Regions from separate parts of the Mus musculus genome. Here region 1 is linked to region 2. The links are chromatin loops, found by intact Hi-C in ENCODE. Cell type or tissue: gastrocnemius. All regions are shown on one strand. Links, peaks and the distances in the headings refer to the core of each region. The heading gives the core; the rest is flanking DNA.

Evidence for each region. Peaks named below come from ENCODE experiments on the same cell type or tissue, not always from the same donor. Only the 100,000 strongest peaks of a DNase experiment are listed, where the experiment ranks them.
Region 1: a loop joins it to region 2, with 5 times the contacts of the local background. A loop is called at or near these places in 6 of 42 quality-filtered maps.

Annotation. Positions count from the first base shown.
Region 1 is chr14:101,640,717-101,651,312 of GRCm38, forward strand. No RefSeq gene overlaps it. Among named protein-coding and RNA genes, the nearest start is that of Commd6, 5.5 kb to the left of the region's middle. In gastrocnemius, for the core only: no CTCF peak of the experiment used is centred there; a DNase peak (open chromatin) is centred at 5,413.
Region 2 is chr14:101,590,619-101,602,019 of GRCm38, forward strand. All of the region lies in intron 1 of Tbc1d4 (TBC1 domain family, member 4), which reads right to left. Among named protein-coding and RNA genes, the nearest start is that of Tbc1d4, 13 kb to the right of the region's middle. In gastrocnemius, for the core only: no CTCF peak of the experiment used is centred there; a DNase peak (open chromatin) is centred at 4,859.

The DNA.
Region 1 (10,596 bases), core at 890-8,889, 50 kb after region 2:
TGCAGTGACACCAATCGGCTTGTGGCCACACCCCTAGTGTGGACTCTGGTGTGACTATAACTACAATTGTCTAGCGAGAACTCTTCCCTGGGACCGAGTTCACCGGCTTAGCCTGACTTAAGGAGGGTGGAGCCTTTTTAAAATCTCTGCTATTACTCCAAATTTCAGCAGCAACTTCTCATCCTGTCTTCTCTTCTGTTGACACCAGATGCATTCTGCAGAGAATATCCACACTGATTTTTATTCTCCTGCCAATATTTTATTTAGGAGAAAAAAAAAAAACCTTGAAAATATTTTCATACAAGTTGCAAATAATAACATGCCACCCACATTTACCAACGGTTACAGCTTTACTGTACAAATGTGCTTAACGATTTTTTCTTAAATAAATGAGCGCTTGTCTCCTAAGAACACTCTAACCAAGAGGAACACTCCTCCATTGTTGGTGGGATTGCAAGCTTGTACAACCACTCTGGAAATCAGTCTGGCGGTTCCTCAGAAAATTGGACATAGTACTACCGGAAGTTCCCGCAATACCTCTCCTGGTCATATATCCAGAAGATGTCCCAACCGGTAAGAAGGACACATGCTCCACTATGTTCATAGCAGCCTTATTTATAATAGCCAGAAGCTGGAAAGAACCCAGATGCCCCTCAACAGAGGAATGGATACAGAAAATGTGGTACATTTACACAATGGAGTACTACTCAGCTATTAAAAAGAATGAATTTATGAAATTCCTAGGCAAATGGATGGACCTGGAGGGCATCATCCTGAGTGAGGTAACCCAATCACAAAAGAACTCAAATGATATGTACTCACTGATAAGTGGATATTAGCCCAGAAACTTAGAATACCCAAGATATAAGATACAATTTATGAAACTCAAGAAGAAAGAAGACCAAAGTGTGGACACTTTGCCCCTTCTTAGAAATGGGAACAAAACACCCATGGAAGGAGTTACAGAGACAAAGTTTGGAGCAGAGACAAAAGGATGGACCATCTAGAGACTGCCATATCCAGGGATCCATCCCATAATCAGCCTCCAAACGCTGACATCATTGCATTCACTAGCAAGATTTTGCTGAAAGGACCCAGATATAGCTGTCTCTTGTGAGACTATGCCGGGGCCTAGCAAACACAGAAGTGGATGCTCACAGTCAGCTATTGGAGGGATCACAGGGTTCCCAATGGAGGAGCTAGAGAAAGTACCCAAGGAGCTAAAGGGGTCTACAACTTTATAGGTTTAACAACAATATGAACTAACCAGTACCCTGGAGCTCATGTCTCTAGCCGCATATGTATCAGAAGATGGCCTAGTCGGCCATCACTGGAAAGAGAGGCCCATTGGACATGCAAACTTTATATGCCTCAGTACAGGGGAATGCCAGGGCCAAAAAGTGGGGGGGAGTGGGGGGGAGGGTATGGGGGACTTTTGGGATAGCATTGGAAATGTAAATGAGGAAAATACCTAATAAAATATATGTATATATATATATATAAAAGAACACTCTAACCATAAGTCTGGAAACTCAACATCAATCCAAGTAAGGCATGTAAATAGCTGGTGCTTCCTCAAAGGCTTGGGACAGAATCTGCTTTTCAATTCATTCAAGTTGTTGTTAGGGCTTAATTTCATGCAGGTTCTTATTTTGCTAGTTTTCAAGGATTCTCGGGTTTTAGAGACGATTCATACCCATGTCTTTGTGTCTTCACTGCCATTGCAAAGCCAAATAGTAAAACACGTCTCCCTCATGTTTGCTAATCTAACTAGACAATTTCTCCTTTCCTTTCTTTTACCTACATTCTCTGTTTTTAAGGCTTCAGATGGTTAAGTAATGCGTACTCAAATGATCTAGAATAATTTCCATAGGCATTAAAGTATATAACTGAAATTACATATTCTGAATAATCCCTATATTACAGTTTTGTTGAATAGAGATGTTATCTTTATAGGCTGAACATCTTTAGAGGTCCACTTACCACAAAATAGCTCACTTCGGATTGCTGAACTGTACTAGTTAAAGTACATACAGCAAACACCAAGAACTATGCCATGCATGCTGTAGTTGAAAATCTAAAACAATCTCTAGCCAGTATTATCGGGCTTACTTAAATGTACTAAATAACTTGCAGAAAAGAATCCCTGTATGAGCCGGGCGTGGTGGCGCACGCCTTTAATCCCAGCACTCGGGAGGCAGAGGCAGGTGGATTTCTGAGTTCGAGGCCAGCCTGGTCTACAGAGTGAGTTCCAGGACAGCCAGGGCTATACAGAGAAACACTGTCTCGGAAAAACAAAAACAAAAACAAACAAACAAACAAACACGGACAGACGGAGCTCCATCCCTGGAGGCACATGGCAGAAAAAAAAAAAAAAAAAAAGAATCCCTGTATGAGAGAAAGCCCTCACCCAAAGAAACAGGATAAAAAGATGGAACAGTATTATACATCCAGTTGATCAATACATTACTTCTAGTTATTGGAATATTTTCCTTTTTTAAAAAACGCAGGCTCTCACTATGTAACCCTGGCTGGCCTGCGACTCACTATGAAGACCGAGCTGGTTTCTAACTTACAGAGATTTACCTTCCTTTGCCTCTTGAGTGCTGGAATTAAAGATGTATACCACCATACCACAAACTGCCCCCTTCCCAGCTCCTTGCTGCTGGGAATAGAGAAGACACACATAAACATATAACCCTGAGAGGTCAAAGCTTTTAAATTTAGACTCCATTGTAGAAAACCTGACCTAAGTTTGAATTCAGACAAATTAACAGGCTGGTACCTAACATTAGTTTCCAAGTCAATCCCCAACAAAACCTGAGCCTAGCTCCAATCTCTAGGCTAACCCCCAACACCAGAGTCTCCAAGTATTGCCCCAACAGATTTGCACTCCCAGGTTACAAGCCTACCCCCTGCCTAACGACCACCAATGCAGAGAGAAGCAGCAATTAAGTTTATGATATGACTCCCAGTACCAGCCAATTATGTTAAAGGCCGGGGTAGCTCTCCAATTAGATGCATAAACACCCACGCTCCTGCTTGTAGCTTCCAATAAAGCCTTGCCCTGGTAGATTTTAGGAGCACCCCACCACCAAAACCATCATGTGTGATAGCAGTGCCCTGGGGCTAGGGGGACCTGAGCTAGCTGGAATAAAAAGGCCCTACTGTGGTTGCATTGGATCAGCTCCTGTCTGCTTTGGGACATTTCAACCTTTCCCTGGCACTACACCCCTCACCTGATCTTTACAAAAAATTTCCCAAAGCAGAAAGAACAAATATGTTAAAGTTAACTTCTGTTTACTCTATTTTATGCGAATTTTATTTTATCTTAATTTTTTGAGGCAGGGTCTCACTTTGTAGCCCTTGCTATCCTAGAACTCACTATTTAGACCAGGCTGCCTTATACATCATCACACATGGCCTATGAATTTTTGACAGTTATTATTCAATATGAGCACCCCTTTCTGAAAGTGAAATTCTTGAAAAGAGGCTGTGTCTGCAGAGACAGGTTGGCTGACAAGAATTTCAGTACTGTGGAGAGATTGGAGTGGTGTAGTCCAAAGGCTAATTTACCTTATCTTGATCTAGCTCTAGCCCCCCAAAACAGCCGTTCTCCACCCACTTCTGTGTCAGAATGAACAACTAGTGGCTTGATAAATGGAATCCTTTTAGAATCTATTAACTTAGCACACTGCTAGCTTCCACCAATCCAAAAGCTAAGAATGTCATCAGATAGTATCTTGAGACTATAGAAAAGCTTCTCCCATCTCAATGTCATTGTTGTTGTTGCTGCAGTTGTTGTTGTGTAACTATACAAACTTCATGAAACTTCTTTTACATTGGAACATGGAATTTGGGTTAAGCAAAATCTGTGTTCCAGGGCATGGTCACTCAAAATGGCTACAGAGTTAAAATATCTTTTATTTCCTTTAAGATTAGAGCTGTGTGTGTGTGTGTGTGTGTGTGTACAAGGAGGGAGAGAGAGAGAGAGAGAGAGAGAGAGAGAGAAGAGAAGAGAAGAGAAGAGAAGAGAAGAGAAGAGAAGAGAAGAGAAGAGAAGAGAAGAGAAGAGAAGAGAAGAGATATGTTGGTCCAGACCAGGCCCTCTCCCTTTCCTCCCTCTCTTCCTTCCTTCCTTCCTTCCTTCCTTCCTTCCTTCCTTCCTTCCTTCCTTCCTTCCTTCCTCCCTCCCTCCCTCCCTCCCTCCCTCCCTCCCCCCCCTCCCTCCCTCTCTCTCTCTCTCTCTCTCTCTCTCTCTCTCTCTCTCTCTCTGAAATCAGGCCACATGTTCCTACAGCCTCTCCTCTGGCACAGAGACCTGATTTAAAAATTATCCCATTTGGCCTTGAAGTTCTCTCCTTCCTTGTGCAGCTGTGTGCAAGTTCAGGACAACCTTGAATTGCAAGTTTTCTTTATCTTCCTGCCTTGTGACTCCTGGTACAAAGGCTAGGCCAGGCCTGGTCACATGGTCTGCACCTTATACTCCCTCTGAGCTCTCCCCTCTACAACCTGCTCCTGCAAACCTGTAAGACTCAGAAATATTCCCTTTGTCTAGTGGAAATGAAGGCTCTTCCTCCAAGATCCCATCATGTCTATAGCACGATGATATATCTATGTCATTGCTCTCCCAGTGCAGGACCTCATCGTGACTGACTATGATGAACCTATGACTCTCCTAATATAATTCTTCTGAAGGTCTTCTTTCTAGAAATCCATTTTCTTTTATAAGTTATAATAAACACATGGCAGACTGCTATTTTCAGAACCGACATCTTATAAGATAATAGAATTTACACTCAAGACTTCCACTTATAAAACACAGATTTGGGGGTCTGTGACATGACTCAGTTGGTACAAGAGCTTCCTCCTGAGCCTCTCAACTTGAGTTTGTTCATTGGGACTCATGTAGTGGAAGAAGAGAACTGACTGACTGTCACAAGCTGTTCTCTGACCTCCAAAAGCACAGCCTATGGCGCTAGTGTACTTACACACACATTCACATAATAATAAATTTTTAAAAATGCAGATTTTCATGAAGTTAAGAAAATTGCCATTATATATCCATTGTAATAGCTTTTTAAATTTTATTTTAATACAACAACATCTATGTAAGATGTATAGATCAAAAAGCACTTTGGGAATGTTTTCAATAAGCCCCCTTAGGGTCATGCACTCTTGATGTCATGAAGGTTACAGTGGAATGGAAAAAACACAAAGATATTTCCTTCTGTTTAAGCATTTATTTTAGCTGCTTTTTAAATGCCCAGTGATAGAAATCTGAATCAAACTAGCCTAACCAAAATAGCAGAAATTATTATCTCACAGCTGTGGCCCTGAAGCATAAGGGTGGAACACATTGATGTGCCAAGAGAATTGTGAGACTTGCATAGCAAAAGAGCCCAACCCCTTGGTTCCCACCCGGATTTGGCCTCCTGTTTGTTTCTTGGCTCCATTTTCTTTGTCTTCTCCATTTGTTGTGACAGCAGGAGGATGTGTATGTAGACAGGGACAACCAGTGTCTTTGGCATTACAGCCATGTGACTAATATTCCAAGAGGAAAGAGGACACTGGTCTTGAATCTCAATTCTGGAAAAAAAATGTCTGATGAACATACTGAGTCACACACCCACTCCTTGGACCATTATTAGATGCATTTCTTTTTGCCTGCTTTGTGACACATGTTGTGTCTAGAAAGCATATAATTATGTGATTGTTAAAGTCGATGGTGTACCAGAGATGAGAGATAACACCAGAAGAAAAGATGAGAATGACTCAGCCCAACCTAGGTTAAAAGATTCTAGGGAAACAAAGCCACCAGAGGTCCACTAAAGGTATCTACCATACTGTACTGTAGTATCCTGAACTGTCAGTGTATACAGTCAAAATCCTCGAAGATGTCTGCTTCCTGACCCACAGTCTGGGAATAAGCTACTTTACACCATCCATGGGAATGGAAACTGCCCATCAGCTGCTAACTAGATGTTACTCAGGTGAGAGCCATGTGATGACAAATGCCCTTCATTGGGGAAGATAAAGGTGATGAGCTATAGTCACAGGAAGAGTTTGTCACAGTAAAACAATGTGACAAAGACTCACCTAATTTGCTGGCTTTGTAGACAGGAGCTAAGAGGCAAAGAATGCTGGTAGCTTCCAGAAGACAAAATAGGAAAGAAAATGGATTATATCACATGTATTACAAGATACATGGACACTTCATAGTCCAGCAATATCTATTACAGAATTCGGATCTTCAGTCTATAGTATAGAAGTTAGCCCTGGTTCTTTCACCCAGCCCCATGCTCCCAGAAATAAGACTCAGACTTAAAATATATTTACAAATACCTTGGCCATATAGGTAGGTTCTTCTCTGACTAGATATAACAAGATATCCCATTTATTCTAACCTACGTTTTGCCACATGGCTGGTTACCTGTGCTCAGGCACCATGCATCCGTCTCATCACTATCCCATAATTCTTTCTCTCTCCCAGATGTTCCACCTCTATTTCCTACCTAAGTCATAGGCCATAGGCCATAGGCTTTTTAATTGACAGATAAGGCATCCATACAATACACGATATTCTCTCTACAATCCCCCTTTTAGTTTAATAAAAAGCTTTTAAATATGTATAAATTGAATACAGTTATAATAATTATGAAGCAATTATAAAAACTATATGCTATATGGTATAATATACATTTACAATGTTCAATCCATAGTATTTGGCAGCTTTAGAAACTATTCTATTGGGCTGCAGAGATGGCTCAACAGTTAATAGCACTGACTGCTATTCCAGAGGTCCTGAGTTCAATTCCCAGCAACCACATGTTGGCTCACAACCATCTGTAATGGGGTCTGATGCCCTCTTCTGGTGTGTCTAAAGAAAGTTACAGTGTACATATATACATTAAATAAATAAATAAATCTTTAAAAAAACTATTCTATTATCTATCTTATTTTGGTATGTTTAAGGTTTTGTACTTAACTCAATTTTTATCCTAACTTGCATTACCACCTTTAAAACATCTTCTTAAATCTTAAACACCCTAAGCTTCTAGTAAGACTATAACTCCCTAGTTGTCAACCCCATCAGAGACCTGAGAAGGAATAAACATTACCCAACTCTGCAGGAATTGCTGGGACAAAGCTTCCAAAGATTATAAAAATGACAGCTGACAGCCTGGACAGTCCCCAGTATTGTCTCTGTAACGTTGAAGTGCTCATCTTCAGGCATCTGGCCCAGTATATCTGACAGACATTTTGTAAAGCAGTAATTCGGAAAGGCTTGCTTACCCTGTCATGGTAGAACACAGCAGACAACATCCCTGCATCTGTTTATCCTTTCTGGACAGATTTGTCTGTAGTTGAGGCATGGGCATTTACTTTGTCTAGTGGCTAGCTAGCCATAAATGAATGAACGCCATATGGAGGTTATTGATGTTCATCATCTTCTTTGAAGTAGAATGGCATACTCTCAGGAGCAGCCCTGTCTCATAGTCAAAAGATCTTTTAATAATGAAATAAGTTTAAATGTCATATTCTGTGGATCTCTGAGGTTTTTAAGGACCAACTGTATATCTATAGTAATCTGAATTGTCAAACATTGTATATTCTTAGCTATCTATTATGTGAATAACCTTGAAAATATTTTACTGTAATTAACTAGACCAGTATTTAATGACCATGAGTTTGACTAATTATTAATTTGTATTTCTTAACCATTCATAATAGCTTGTAACTTGTATTTTTTTTTATCATCCCTACCAGTCTGTAATAGCAGCTTTCAAAAGTACTGGGACTTCATATAGCGTCTTTAAGAACGATATAAGTACAATACCTCAAATAAATGTTAAAAACACACCTACAGTATAGAATAGTAAATTCCTGTTGTTTAAGTTAGGAGCTCCAGGGATGCCTCAATTGGTAAAGTCCTTGCTGCATACGCACTGGAACACCTGCTTTTGGATCCCCATTGCCTATGTAACATAGACAGGCACCATAGAACACAGCTGTATCTCCAGCACTTGGAGGCAGAGACAAGAGTATTCCTGGGGCACACTGCCCTATGAGCCAGTCTACTCAAATCTGTGAGGGCCTGGCTCAAAGAGAGATACTGTCTCACAAGCACAGAGGCTAGCAGTTGAGGAAGATATCTGATGATAATCTCTGGTTGACCTCTGACCTCCACAAACACATGCTCAGAGCCCACCAAAGCTACAAAATATTGGTGGGAAGCCAATACAGTGTGATGCATTACTGAAGTGCTGGGGGCTTTAGAGCCACTTAAACCCAAGCTCAGGTCCTTTTCCAATCATTCAGTGGGTGACTTGCTAGACTAGTGCCGCAGACCCTCTGGGCCCCTTTGTCTGTGTGGAACGGGACTCGGGTGGGCAAAGTGTTGGATGAATTGACAGACAGATGCACACAGGTAGCTGAGGGGTTAGCTTTCCTGCCTATAAAGAGAGGGCTGCTAATATCCCTCATAATGTTTTTAGTCAAGTGTGTAAATGAGATCATATACGTAAAGACAGCAAAGTTCCTCCATGCTCCAGGTACTGAAGAAACACTAGGAGTTCTTCTCAACACCGTGCTACTCAACCTTCCAGAGTCTATAAGACATCCAAAACATACATCCTCTTTATTTTAAATGTAAGGAAACCGGAATCTGGGTATGTTAAACAGTATCACTTAGCTCCCAAGTAAAACTTCCAGTAGTATAGCTTAATTTGCAGTTGACATTCTACTTTCAGAGGCCTCCATAGGGATTTCAAACTCCTTGAGTGCCTTCTGGAATCCTCCATTGTTTTTTGGATTGGATATTATATTTCAGGCTATTCAGGGATATGATGTTCATGTGCATAATCAATAGATAACATAAACAAAGACAGGCAGCTCTCCTTAGACTTGATTAGTATTCCTTACATCATAAGGGATTTACAGCTTAAAGAATTCTTAGCTTAAAATTCTTAGCTCTTAAGCCAAATCTGAGCAACCAATATATTAAAACAACAACAAAATAAAGTGAACAGTATTATAGACACAGAAATTTTCCCTGGCCAGTTCAATCATTCACCTAAAACAGTAAGGTCCAAATGTCATCATTTCATTTCCCTTGCTGTGATAAATACTCAGACAAAAGCAACTTAGGGGGAAAGGGTTTGCTTTAGCTTGCAGTTCTGGGTTGCAGTCGATCACCATGGGGAATGATGGAGTGTCCAGAGACCAACACAGCTGGTCACATTGCACCCACAGTGAAGAAAGCAGAGAATTAATTAGTATTAGTAGTCAGCTGACTTTCTCCGTGTGCTTCTCATCCAGAGTCCCTGCCCAAAGAAAGGTGGCCCCCATAGTGGATGGGTCCTCCAACCTTAAGGTAATTAAGGTAACTCCCCCACCCCTAGACTTGGTGAGAGGTCTGACTCCCAGGTGATTCTACATTTTTGTCAAATTGACAATTAAGATGAACCATCACAGTTGTCAACCTTTGGTTAAAGGTTGGTATCTTTGTCTATCGCTCTCCACTGATTTTTTTTTTTTTTTGAGACAGGGTCTCTCATTGAAGACAAAGCTGGCCAGGAAGCTCCAAAGATTGTACTATATGTCTGCCTCTCCAGCACTGGAGTTACAAGTGTACAACACCACACCAAGGGTTTCTGTTTTTGTTTTGCTTTGTTTTGAAACAGGTCTCACTATGTAGTCCTGGGTAGCCTGGAACTAGCTATGTAGACCAGGCTGGCCTCTTCCTCTTAAGTGCTAGAATTAAAGGTTTGGTCTCTCACATCACACCCATTTAAATAACAACAACAACAACAGCAGCAACGACAAAAACCAGGAGTGCTGGGCATTCAAACTCTGGTCTTCATGTTTGCACAACAACATTGTACTCAGTTAGCTGTCCTGGATTCCTAGAATCTCCTTTAAAGGTGACTTGCCTGGCCTGTAGAAACAGAGCCATTTATTGTAGTCATGACCTCTGATCACATGTTGAGAATTATTACCTCATATTGAGCACAGATGTTTTCAGACCAGGTGAGACTGGCGTGTCTTTACTCGCAAGGGTATATTGGCAGTTTGGCAGGACAGCCCAGGATTAGGGCAGATGACAGGGTACTACACGTGCATCAGAATGTCAACTGGGACTATTTCTTATAACAAAAAATAATACAAGTCGGGCAATGGTGGTACTTGCCTTATAGTCCCAGACCTTGGGATGCAGAGGCAGGTAGAGAGCTGTGAGTTCAAGGCCAGCTTGGTCTATAGAGTGACTTTCAGGACTGCAGGGCTACACAGTGAAACCCTGTCTTGAACACACCCGTCCAACAAAAAGAAAAAGAAAAAGAAAAAAAAAAGAACAGTCAAGATGGTGTGTCATGAATGGGCTGTGGTTAAATGGAAATATTGATCTCCTTGGGACAATTAAGACGTGAATCTGGTAATCCCCCCGCCCCTGGCATAATGAATCTTACCTGCTGCTCAAGCTGGTTTCAGATTTGCCATGCTCTTGCTTTAGCATCAAAGTTGCTGGTTACAGGTGCAAGGAACTGCGCCCAAGCTATATTTAATCAATTCTTAAAAGTTTTTTTTTAAGTTCTA
Region 2 (11,401 bases), core at 1,306-9,305:
TTTCCCCAAATCCAGGCTACATTCAAATGCTAAAAAGACCCCTTTTTGTGAAAATTGGTTTTTCTCCTTTGACCAAATAAGTCGGGAAGATAGCACTCAAGACTTTTGCTGAAAATGCCTCTGCCTGGTGAATCTTCTCACCTGCTCACCAAATGCCTGTGTTTAATCAGATCCCCGGAGCTAACCCGAAGATTCTGGTTCAGTGTATGTACAAAGAGGCTCAAGAATCTAGTATGTGCATAATATATATACTTTTTAATTTTAAAATTTTTTATATTTAAGTTTTATTTATGTAGTTTAGGAACATGGGTGCTCTATTTGCTTGTATGCCTATATGACAGAAGAGGCATCAGAGAGAAGAGGGCGTCAGATCCCATTACAGATGGTTGTGAACCACCACATGGTTGCTGGGAATTGAACTCAGGACCTTTGGAAGAACAGCCAGTGTTCTCAACCTCAGAGCCATCTCTCCAGCCCATAATATATACTTTTAAGTCCCATGAAGTTCTCATCACAGTCCATTGAAAAGCACCACCATGGCACCCTTTCTATGCTGTGTGGAGATTTTGATTTTAGCAGGTTCACTGACAGTAAAATTGGGAGCCAAGTCTCCACAGTTCACAGTTACTGCTGTGAAGCTGACTCTCCGCCCAGGAATCCACGGTCAGATGGGATTAATTGGCATTCACTGCTGCTGACATGAAGCCGGCTCGTGGTAACAGGGAGAATCCTTGGCTTTGCCTCTAAAACCTTTTGTCCTTCATCCCCTAAGCAGCCCCAGTCCTGGAAACCTCATTGAATCTGCCCAACACTGAAAACTTAGCAAACCTAGGAGCGACCCTTAATAGATATCCCCACAAAAGGCTTTCTCTCACCCTCTTCTTGCTTTTGGCTACAAACAGCCAGAGACCAACTGGACTTGTATAAACTGAAGAAATGTCCAGGCAGGTGGTAATCAGGTGTGGTTTAGTCCAGTGTCTTCCTGGATGTGTTATCAACATCTTCACTCTGGTGCCACAGGTGGTAGTGGAGAGGGTTACAGCAGAGGCCAGAGCCATCTCACTCAGTAGAATAAGAAAGCAGGATTTGTTTTGTTTTGTTTTGTTTTGTTTGTGTTTAGGGTTGTTGTTGTTTTTTTCTTTTTCTTTTTTCTTTTTTCTTTCTCCTGTGGTGGGTAGTGTCATTGGTTTTTTTGTTTTGTTTTGTTTTGTTTTTTGTTTTTGTTTTGTTTTTGTTTTAGCTTTTTTGTTTGGGGTTTGGTTTATTTATTTGTTTGTTTAGTTTGTCTCATTCATAAAACTGTCAAATCCACAGAGAAACAAACCAGAAGTCTGCCTCAGGTGTACTTCCTCAGAACACCATTGGCCACCCATCTTGTTTTGTTTTTGAGACAACATCGCTCACTGGTCTGGAACTCACCAATTTGGCAAAGCTGGCTAGCCAGCAAGCCCCAGGAATTTGTCCATCTGAACCTCCCAGCCCTGGGATTGAAAGAATATTGCCCACCCCTGGCTTTTTTAACAAGGGTTTGTTCTAAGGAGTCAAAGTCATGTGCTAACACTTGCAAGGCAAGCACTTCACTGAATAAGCCCACTTCCCACCCCAAATTAAGTGTTTAAGTAAACTAATGGATTCTGTGTCCCTATATTCAGAGCATTGCTCTATAATTCTCTTTCATGATTAGCAATGCAGCTTTTAAAAGAAAACCACCTGAAAAACATAAGCAGCTAAAAACAATCATTCACTGGGCAAACATATGCCAACTCTCACTATCGGAGTCCAGAATCAATTCTATTCTCACAGAGGGGGAAAAAACCTCATAGCCAACAGGAATTGGAAGTAAACTATCACACGAGGCAATCACACCAGAAAAACTGGTTCCTAAATAAACATCCAATGCTCTGCACCTCAAATCCAATACCAACGAGAATCATCTCCTATATTCAGTATAGACACCGAAACACCTCCATAGGAGAACTGAGCTGCAACCAACAAGCTAGTCCAGTAGGTGAAGCTCCTGCCACCAGGCCTGATGACCTGAATTTGATCCCCAGTACACGTAGTGGATAGGACAGAACTCCCACATGCTATCCTCTGACTTCCACACCTGCTCCCTGGCAAGCATTTGTATGTGCACTTGCATGTGCTCTCTCTCTCTCTCTCTCTCTCTCTCTCTCTCACACACACACACACACACACACACACACACATACACTGTTTAAAAGAAATGACTTACGAGCTTATGCTCCACTCCAGGGCTGTAAGGAAATAGTCCTAGGAAAATAGCAAACGTGTTTACCCTGTGTGATTACCCTGTTACCTTAATAAGGAGCAGTATTATGTTGTTTCGAATAAAGTACCACCAACAAGGTCTGTCTGTGTCCTCCAGCCAGACTTATTAGCGGAAGGTAGGTTTCAAAGACTACTTCGGTCATTACAAATGACAACCTGCGCAACAGAGAAACATATATCCAAGACACACACACACACTTCACCAATGAAGTAAAAGAGGAAGCTGCTTAGGACTGATAGTTAATCTGTCCTCATCTGTCAACTTGGTTAGACTGGAAGGAGGATTAATAGATCACATCTCTATAAGCATCCAGGAGGGTGGTGTTCTGGCTTTCCTGGATCACAACGGCTCTGATCTAATGAATGGCATAACACATTGACAGATTCAAAACTGGAATAGACTGTTGAGAAGGAGAAGCCTGGGTAGAGGAGGTGTGTCCTTGAAGGGTGTATCTTGATCTTGGCCTCTTCCCGATCCTCCTCTTTGTTCCTGGTCTCCATCGGGTGAACAGGAGGGTTCCCCTACCATCCTCCTCTTCCGTGATGCTTCTGCCTTCCCCCAGGCCTGAAAGCAAAGGAGGAGTCATCTGGCCATGGACTAAAACCTTGACCCAAAATGAATCCTTCGTCTGGGTGGTGATCTTCTCAGGATGTTGTCATGACAACAGAAGTGTGACGAATACGGATCCCATTATATGACAGAGTCTCCTGTCCCCCCTGCAACTGTCCAAGTGCTGAAGAAATGTAGGCATGAGTGTTCCTCATAGGTAAACAGACTAGAAGGAAGAGAAGATGCCCTTCGTGAAGGGATGGAGTTAGAAGAAGGGGCCAGTGCTTATAAAGCATAAGTATCACTATGGTACCTTTAGGAAGAAAGAAAGGAGGAAGAGGGGGAAGGGGTCCTTTCAAATTTAGCCTACAAAATGTTTTCACAATGTACTTAAACTACTTATTTAAGATGTGACTGGCCCATGCTTACAGGATATAGGATAATTACAAGTTTAAAGCCAGACTAGGCTACCTAGTAAGACCCTGTCTCAAAAATATTTCTAAGTTTTCATTTAAAAACATGCTTCATAATCCCACTTAACATTATATGTGGTATAATTTCTCCTAAACTATAAGTATCCATGTGGGAAAATACTATTATTGTGCAAACACATTACAATTGACATCTGTTAAGGATGACAAGAAAAGCCGAGACATGTAGGACCACACATGTACTCTTGGCTGTGGTCAGCAAGCCCTAAGCTGTGGATTTGATTTCCTGAGGACAGGGACCAGTTCATACTCATGTCATTGGATTGGAATGAATCCCTCCTACTGAACTAGGTCTCGGTCACACAACCGTGAGCAGACAGCAGCTCCCAGCACGCAGCTTGCATTCCACCGGTGGGGTCACCACAAAAAAAAACAGCATCAAAACAATGTTTAAGTGTCAAAGAGAAAACAAACATCTGACACAGAAATGGAAAGTTGAGGTTCCAACCTGCGTCAGCTACACATTCACGGGAACCCAGTCTGAGGAAGTGGCATTTGTCACTTAAGCAAAAAAAAAAAAAAAAAAAAAAAAAACAACTAAAGGGGTGAGGAGCTAAGCCAGCAAAAATATAGGAAGCATGCAGAGGTTTTGAAATTATGTAAAGACCAAACTTGTTTTGAGCAGGACAGCCAACCTGCACATCAGAGTCAGGGGATACACAGATGAACGAGGTTCTCTGACAAGGCTCAGTTAGCCAGGACATGTGAGAATGTGCGCTTATGGCCTGAGTTCAAAGAGCCTTGGCTTGTGCTTTGAAAGGACCACTCCTACAACTTCGTGGAAGGATGCAGATGGAAGAGTAAGAGACGAACAGGGACAAGAGTAAAGACAAGCTCGGCAAAGATCACAGTTCTTATATCGAAGCGGAGGTAATGGTAAGTAGCGGTGTGTGCGCAAGTTGCAAATAATTTCAGTGGGGCTGGGCAGACAACTCAGTTGGTAAAGTGCCTGTCTTCAAAGCATGAGGACGTGAGTTCAACCCTGAGCATCTATGTAAAAAGAAGCCAGGCATAATGACCTGCATCCCCAGGCCCAGGGAGACAGAAACAGGACAATCCTTGAGCTATAGGGCCTGTCAGTCTACCTATAATTGGTGAGCTTTAAGTTCAGCGAGAGACTCTGTCTTTAAAAATAAACAAGTAAATTAATGGAGGGGCTGTAGAGATGCCTCAGCAGGTAAAATCAACTGTTGCTCCCACAGAGGACCAGGGTTTAGTTCCCAACACTCACATGGTGGCTCACAAACCATTGTAACTCCAGTTCCAAGGGATCCCTTGCTGTCTTCTGACTTCTGAGGACACCAGGCGTGCGAGTGGTATACATACATACATTCCAGCAAAACACTCATGCACATAAAAGATAAAATAAGTAAATCTAAAGAAATTAAAGTGAAGGATGACTGAAGACGCCGAAGGTCAACCTCCAGTCTGTAGGGCATATGGGGCCTTGTTACCAGAGAGCCAGAAGAATAGTAAGGGTGAATGAGTCAAACCCTTGGAATCTCAGAATTGAGAGCAGCTGGCATGAAGCCATTCCCTCCCTGCCTCTACCAGCTCTGGAACACGTAACCCCGACAGCCCAGTGAGGACCATGGCACTATGCTAATGAGGAATCCAGATAACGCCAATGGTAGGCGCTCATCTAACAGGAACAAGCCACTGGGTTTAGTTCAGAGCACTTAACAAAAAGAAAAAAATAGGTAACCTTTGGCCAACATGTCGGAGCATACCTATAATCCCAGCACTAGAGAAGATGAGTTAGGAGGATCTCGGGCCAATGTGTCCTATTGTACATAGCCAAACCCTGTCTTGATGAAAACAAAACTAAACAAAAACCCTTGGGTGCAGAGTTGATGAGTTGCCTTGAGGACCAAAAGCAGGAAGTGAAGCGTAGGGCTCAGCTGTGATTCCTACTTCTCCAGCATCAGCAATTACATATCCAAGTGCAAAGTCAAGTCAGCATCGAGGCCGTGGGTCTCAGCATGCCTAACGCTCTGGCCCCTTAATGCAGCTTTTCGTGTAGTGGTGACCCAACCATAAAATTATTTCATTACTCCTTCACAACTGTCATTTTGCTGCTTAATGAATGAGTCTTAGTGTAAATATCTGTGTTTTCCAATGGTCTTAAGGCAACCCCTGTGAAACGACTGGTCAACCCCCAGGTTGAGAAAGCTGATTAAAGCCTGAAAAAGAAAAGTCAGGGCTGCAACCTAAGTACGGTGCCATCAATAAACACTCACAGAATGGAGGTTAGAACATACATGGAACTTGGAATATCTGCTCTGCCAGATCCTTGGGGAAAACGCTGGAGCCTAGGTTTCACTTCTGTAGAACAGGGATTCTTAACACCTAATCTTTCGTCAGATTGTCTAAGAGCAAAAGCCAGCAAACATCGTCCATAAAGAGAGGAAAAGAACACATCTTGGCTTCTGTCACAAGTGCTTCCTCAGATGGGTTTAAAAGGATGTGGATGCAGCTCGGTTGGGAGATTTCCCTAGGGTGTTTGATACCCATTGATGGCTCACACCAAAAGCCCAGTCCTGGGGAGGGAAAGACAAGAAAATCGGGAGTTCAAAATGTGTTAGAGGTCAGCCTAGACTATGGGACCTTCTGTTTCGTGATTTCACTCCATTGTTAATTATTAAAATTAACAATCACAAATTTAGATATCCTCTGAAATTTCCAAGAGAGCCATTCTATGTCAATTATTTCCCAGATTCCATGATCAAATATAAACTATTTGTTGGTAAGTTTTATTTCTGCAACTATTAATGCATTTTGTTATCTCAACAGAAAGCAATGAACAGATTTTATTATCTCAAGAGAGAGGTGGAAGACACCCAGAGGCCCGTCTGTCACGTGACTGTGCTGGATCGATGGGACCGCAAGAGAAGGCGAACAGTTTGAGCATAATAAGGAGAGGCAGAATTGGAGACGAGAGGATGGAGCCTGATGTGAGTCCTGCCACCTAAGGCCATGGTGAAGTCCTAGCCAGTGCTGCCACTGATGACCATGTCTGGATCCAAGGCTGTGCGGCAGTAGGGGTCTATGTCAATGTCGGTGGCAAATAATTCCACCAAAGTCTATGAAAATGCCTCTGGTCTGCTGCCTGGGACTATATTGGCGTTCCAGGGCTGAGCAGAGCTGGCCCCACCCCCTTGAAGTCAGCAGCTCTCCTGGGAGCGGGCCCTTCACCTCATCCAGCAAGAAGCAACAGGGTCGAGCAGACCCGGGGGGGGGGGGGGGGGGGGGGTCTGGGGAAGAGGGGAGGGCCAACAGCGTGAGCTCTCAGGAGAGCTGACCTCACCACTCCTCTGTAGTGTGGTGATGTCATGGGTTTGGGAGAAATGCCACCATCCACCATCCACCACCACCACCACCCCACGTGTGCCAGGCAGGAGAAATGGCCCTGGGGTCATGCGAAAAGGAGAGCTGACCCCGCCTCTCCCCAGCGGCAGCTCTCAGGAAAGCCAGGCCTGCACCTCACCTAGCCTCGGTAGACAGTAGAGCTGGTTCTGGTGGAGTGGGGCACAGGTGAGCTGGCCCTAAAAGCGCGAGAGTGGGAGAGCTGTCCCAGCCCCTTGCCAGCTGGGGCACTGGGTGAGCTTAACTAGGGCAGTAGTGCTCCAGAGCTTCCCGCAGTGGTGTGGGTGCACGGGAGCTGGCGAGCTGACCTGCTCCCCTACCATCCAGGCCCAGATCCAGGGCTTTGTGTTGGCCCAAGCCAGCATCTACTTCATCTATGAAGTACTGAAGTGGGTGCAGGAGCTGGTCCTAAAGACGCAAAGCTGCAGGATCTCTGTCACACAGGGTGACAACAGGATGTCCAAAGGGAGCCCCGTGATGATCTAGTACTGAGAGTAGAAGCCTTAGGCCTCAAACTAGAGCATTATTGAACATTTGCAAGTAAAGGCATGTGGACCAAAGGGTATACTGTGGACACACCGTGACACACCGCAGCTTCAAGAGTGAGATTTCTTTGGTTTGTTTCTTTATTATTTTATTTAATTATTTTTTGGATTGTTTTTGATTTATTTAATTTTTTTTTTTTAATTTTATTTTCAGGGAAGGTTGTGAGGGTGGAGGGTGGATACGAAGAAACACGGAGATGAGCTGGATTGGGGTACATGATGTGAAATTCATGAAGAATCAATAGAAACTAGAGAAGATCTGTCCCTGTAACCTGACTCTAATTAGACAAAAGAATTTGTGAAAAAGTTAGACAGGGATTCAGGTTCACCAGTACATGTAGGCTCAGAGGGCCTATTTATATTGACATAAATACACCCATAAACTCAGCATAAATATTTTTACAAATTTAATAAGCACATTTAACTGAGGACATTCTAATATAAATAAGAAGAAGCAACAACATATAGAACATAAGGTCTATAATTCAAACATGCAAAAACTAACTTCGGGTTGCATCTCAGAGCAGCAGATTCAAAAAGACCCAGTAAAATCTGCCTGGAGTGCAGTTGGCTTCTAGCACTACATGTCTGTGAACCTCTGAAAAGTAATTAAACCTTTCTACCTTATGTAGAAAAATAATTATACCTCAGGTTTCCCATCTGGGGGTTGGGGATAGTGATATATACCTTTCATGGTTATTATATGTTAAAATGCATATCTAAAAAACTCAACAAGAGCCCAATAACTGTTCTGTGTGTGTGTATGTGTGTGTGTGTGCCTGTGTCTGTGAGTATGCAGTTGAGCTTGCCTTGTTATTACAAATGGAATGCAGTGGTTGCCTTGAGTACACATCTATTGCTTTCCACTGGGGGATGGGGATGGTAATAGATTCTCTCACTGAACCTGGAGCTGGCAATTTCAGCTACACTGGCTGAACGTTGAGGCTCCCTAAGTTCTGTCTATCTCACGCCTTCAGCATGCTCAGATACCTTGTGGATGTTAGGGATTTGAACTCACGTCTTCCTGTGTGCTCAACAAGCACTTTACCCATAGAGCCACCCCAGCCCATCATTCACTTTTAAGGAAATAACTTAAAGACATACGGAGGTGGACAAACGCCTGCATGACATTCATGTCACATTAGAAACCTGAGGTAATGAGCCAGGGGCATCCACAGCTAACAAGGCCAGCAAGCTACCAAACTTGTATTAGTATTTTATGTAAACAACACTTCAAGCAAGTTATCCTGAATATAACATCAAAATGCATCCTAACTTAACAAAGTGGTGGTGGCACACTCCTTGAATCCTAGCTCTCAGAACAAAGAGGAAGGCTTGTCCCTGTGAGTTCAAGGCCAGCCTAGTCTACTGAGTGAGTTCCAAGACAGCCAGGGCTACACAGAGAAACCCTGTCTCAAAATTAATTAATTAATTCACTGTGCCTCCTAACTGATTTGTCACTCATTTCATAGTGGGGTATATGGGACCTTAATGAAACGGGACACTAAAACAATCACCCGAATTTTTTACTTTTAAATTTGTATTGTTATTGCCTTTGAGTATGTGTCTGTGTAGGGGTATTGCACATGAATTCAGACCGAGGCCAAAAGTGTTGATTCCCTTGAGATAGGAGTCGCAGGTGGCTAAGAGCCACCTATGATGTGCGTGCTGGAAACCAAGCTCAGGTCCTCTAGAAGAGCAGTGTGTGCTCTTAACCTCTGGGCCCAGGTCTGGAGTGGAAGCCAGTGTTTTAACAAGACAGTTACCTTAAAAGAGGGGAAGGAAGAGGAGATGGGTACAGAAATGGAATACACAAGGCCCTTCTAACAATTTCCAGACTGCCCATCCTCTTACTATGTCCCACAGCTGAATTCCTTTTCAGCCTGACTGTCTGCACGGCTGACCTATAAGACTTGCTGAGACGTTTCATACTCTACCTTTTGTTTCAGAAACAAGCGACACACTAGATAATCGGGGAGGGGGGAGGGAGGGAGCTGGAGGGGTCACTGACATCATCGGTGTCCTCATGAAGCAATTATTTCACTCAGTCCACGGATGGGAGAAAATAGCACTTGACTGGAGTTTGTCTTGCTGGATGCTATTGTTTATCAGGATGTAAATAAGGAACGTCTCGGTTTTTGTACAAACGAACATAATTAGACACTGCAATGTATCCCTCATCTCACCTGACCACCCAGGAGAACAAGTACGAGCCCTCTGTCCCATCTCCACGACTGAATGCTTTCGGCTGGGAAACTTCTCATTCCAGCACCTCCACGGGCTTAAGATGCCTGTGAGTGAGGACAGAAGCCAGGAAGCTGAGAAATGAAAAGTTTCTGTCAAATCCTCTGCAATCGGATCTTACTTCTCGTCTTCCTTTAAATCTTTAGCTCTGGGAAAGACTCTGAAAGCAAGCAAGAGTGAAGAACTGGCCACATCGCCTACCAAATGAGACATAGAGCTCCCGATTCTGTAGTCTGGGTACCAGGGAAAGAGTGAGACTCAGAAGTAGGAAGATCTGTTACGTATCCCCTTCCAGTGGACAGACACATGCTCCTACTCCAGAGCCTGCAGTTTCCAATCAGGAAACTGGTCCAGAATGGCTGTGGTGTTTTGGATAGGTCCCCGTCATAAGAAGGCTGGCGCTACCTTGAAACTGAGCAGCACTATGGATAGGTGTTTGTCTTTTCCCAGATATGGTAGATCTTCCAGGGAGTCAAGCCAGGTTAGTATCCACCTCAGGCCAACAAGGATGAGTGTCCTAGTTAAGGTAACTATGGCTGCAATGAAACACCATGACCAGAAGCAAGTTGGGGAGCAAAGGGTTTATTCAGTTTACACATCCACATCACTGCTCATTGTCGAAGAAGTCAGGACAGGAGCTCAAGCAGGGCAGGAACCTGGAGGCAGGAGCTGATGCAGAGGCGGTGGATGGGTGCTGCTTACTGGCTTGCTCAGCCTGCTTTCTTATAGAACCTAGGACCACCACATCAGAGGTGGCACCACCCATGATGGGCTGGGCCCTCCCCCATCACTCACTAAGAAAATGCCCTACAGGCTTGCCTATAGCACGATCTTATGGTGGCCTTTTCTCAATTGAGGCTCCCTTCTCTCACATGATTTCAGCTTGTGTCAAGTTGACACAAAGCTAGCCAGCTCAAGGAGGAAACAAAAAGTGCTTACAGCAAACAACTAAAAACATCTCTGTGTTTGAAGATGTAGCTCAGTGGTAGAATGCTTGCCTAGTATATATAAGGTCCTGAGTTGAAGACCCAGTGCATACATACACACACACACACACACACACACACACACACACACACGCAATACACTAATAATAATGATAATAATAAAACAATTTTTTTGCTTTTGAGACAAGATCTCTCTACATAGTGCTGGCTATCCTGAAACTCACTACGCAGAATAGGCAGGCCTTGAATTCACAGATTATCTGCCTGCCTTTTCCTCCTGCTTGCTGGGGTTAAAGGTATGTGCCACTATATCTGGCTAATAAAATACATTTTAAAAAGAATTCTGGCATGTCATTAGTCACAATGCAGTGTTCAAAACCTTTCATATCTTTGTAAAAACTTTTTAAAGAAGCTGGCATGGTGGAGCATAGCTATAATCCTAGCTCTCAGGAGGCAGAGGCAGGTGGATCTCTATGAGTTCGAAGCCTCCCTGGTCTACCAAAGAGTTCCAGGCAATCCAAGGCTACATAGTGAGACCCTGTCTCAAAAGAAAACAAAATATTAAAAAAAGCTTTGATTTGGGGGTGGATGGAGATATTGCTCAATAACTGGAGCACCAGCTGTTTCATTTCCCATCACCAACATGGAGGCCTAACACCATCTTTTACTCTAGTTCTAGGAGGCCCTCTTTTGGCCTCTGCAGGCGCTAGGCACGTAAATGGTGCACATATATACATGCAGGCAAAAAAACATCCATATACATGAAATAAAAATTAAATTTAAAGTATCTTAATTATATGTGTGAAAGGGGCGCGGTGTGCACGTGTGAGGGCAGGTGCTAGTGGAGGCTAGAAGAAAGATTTCTATTCCCTGTAGTAAAGTTATAGGTTGTTGCAAGCCATCTAAGGAAGGCTGAGAGCTGAACTCTGGTCCTCTTCGGGAGTACGCGTGACATAATACTTTTTA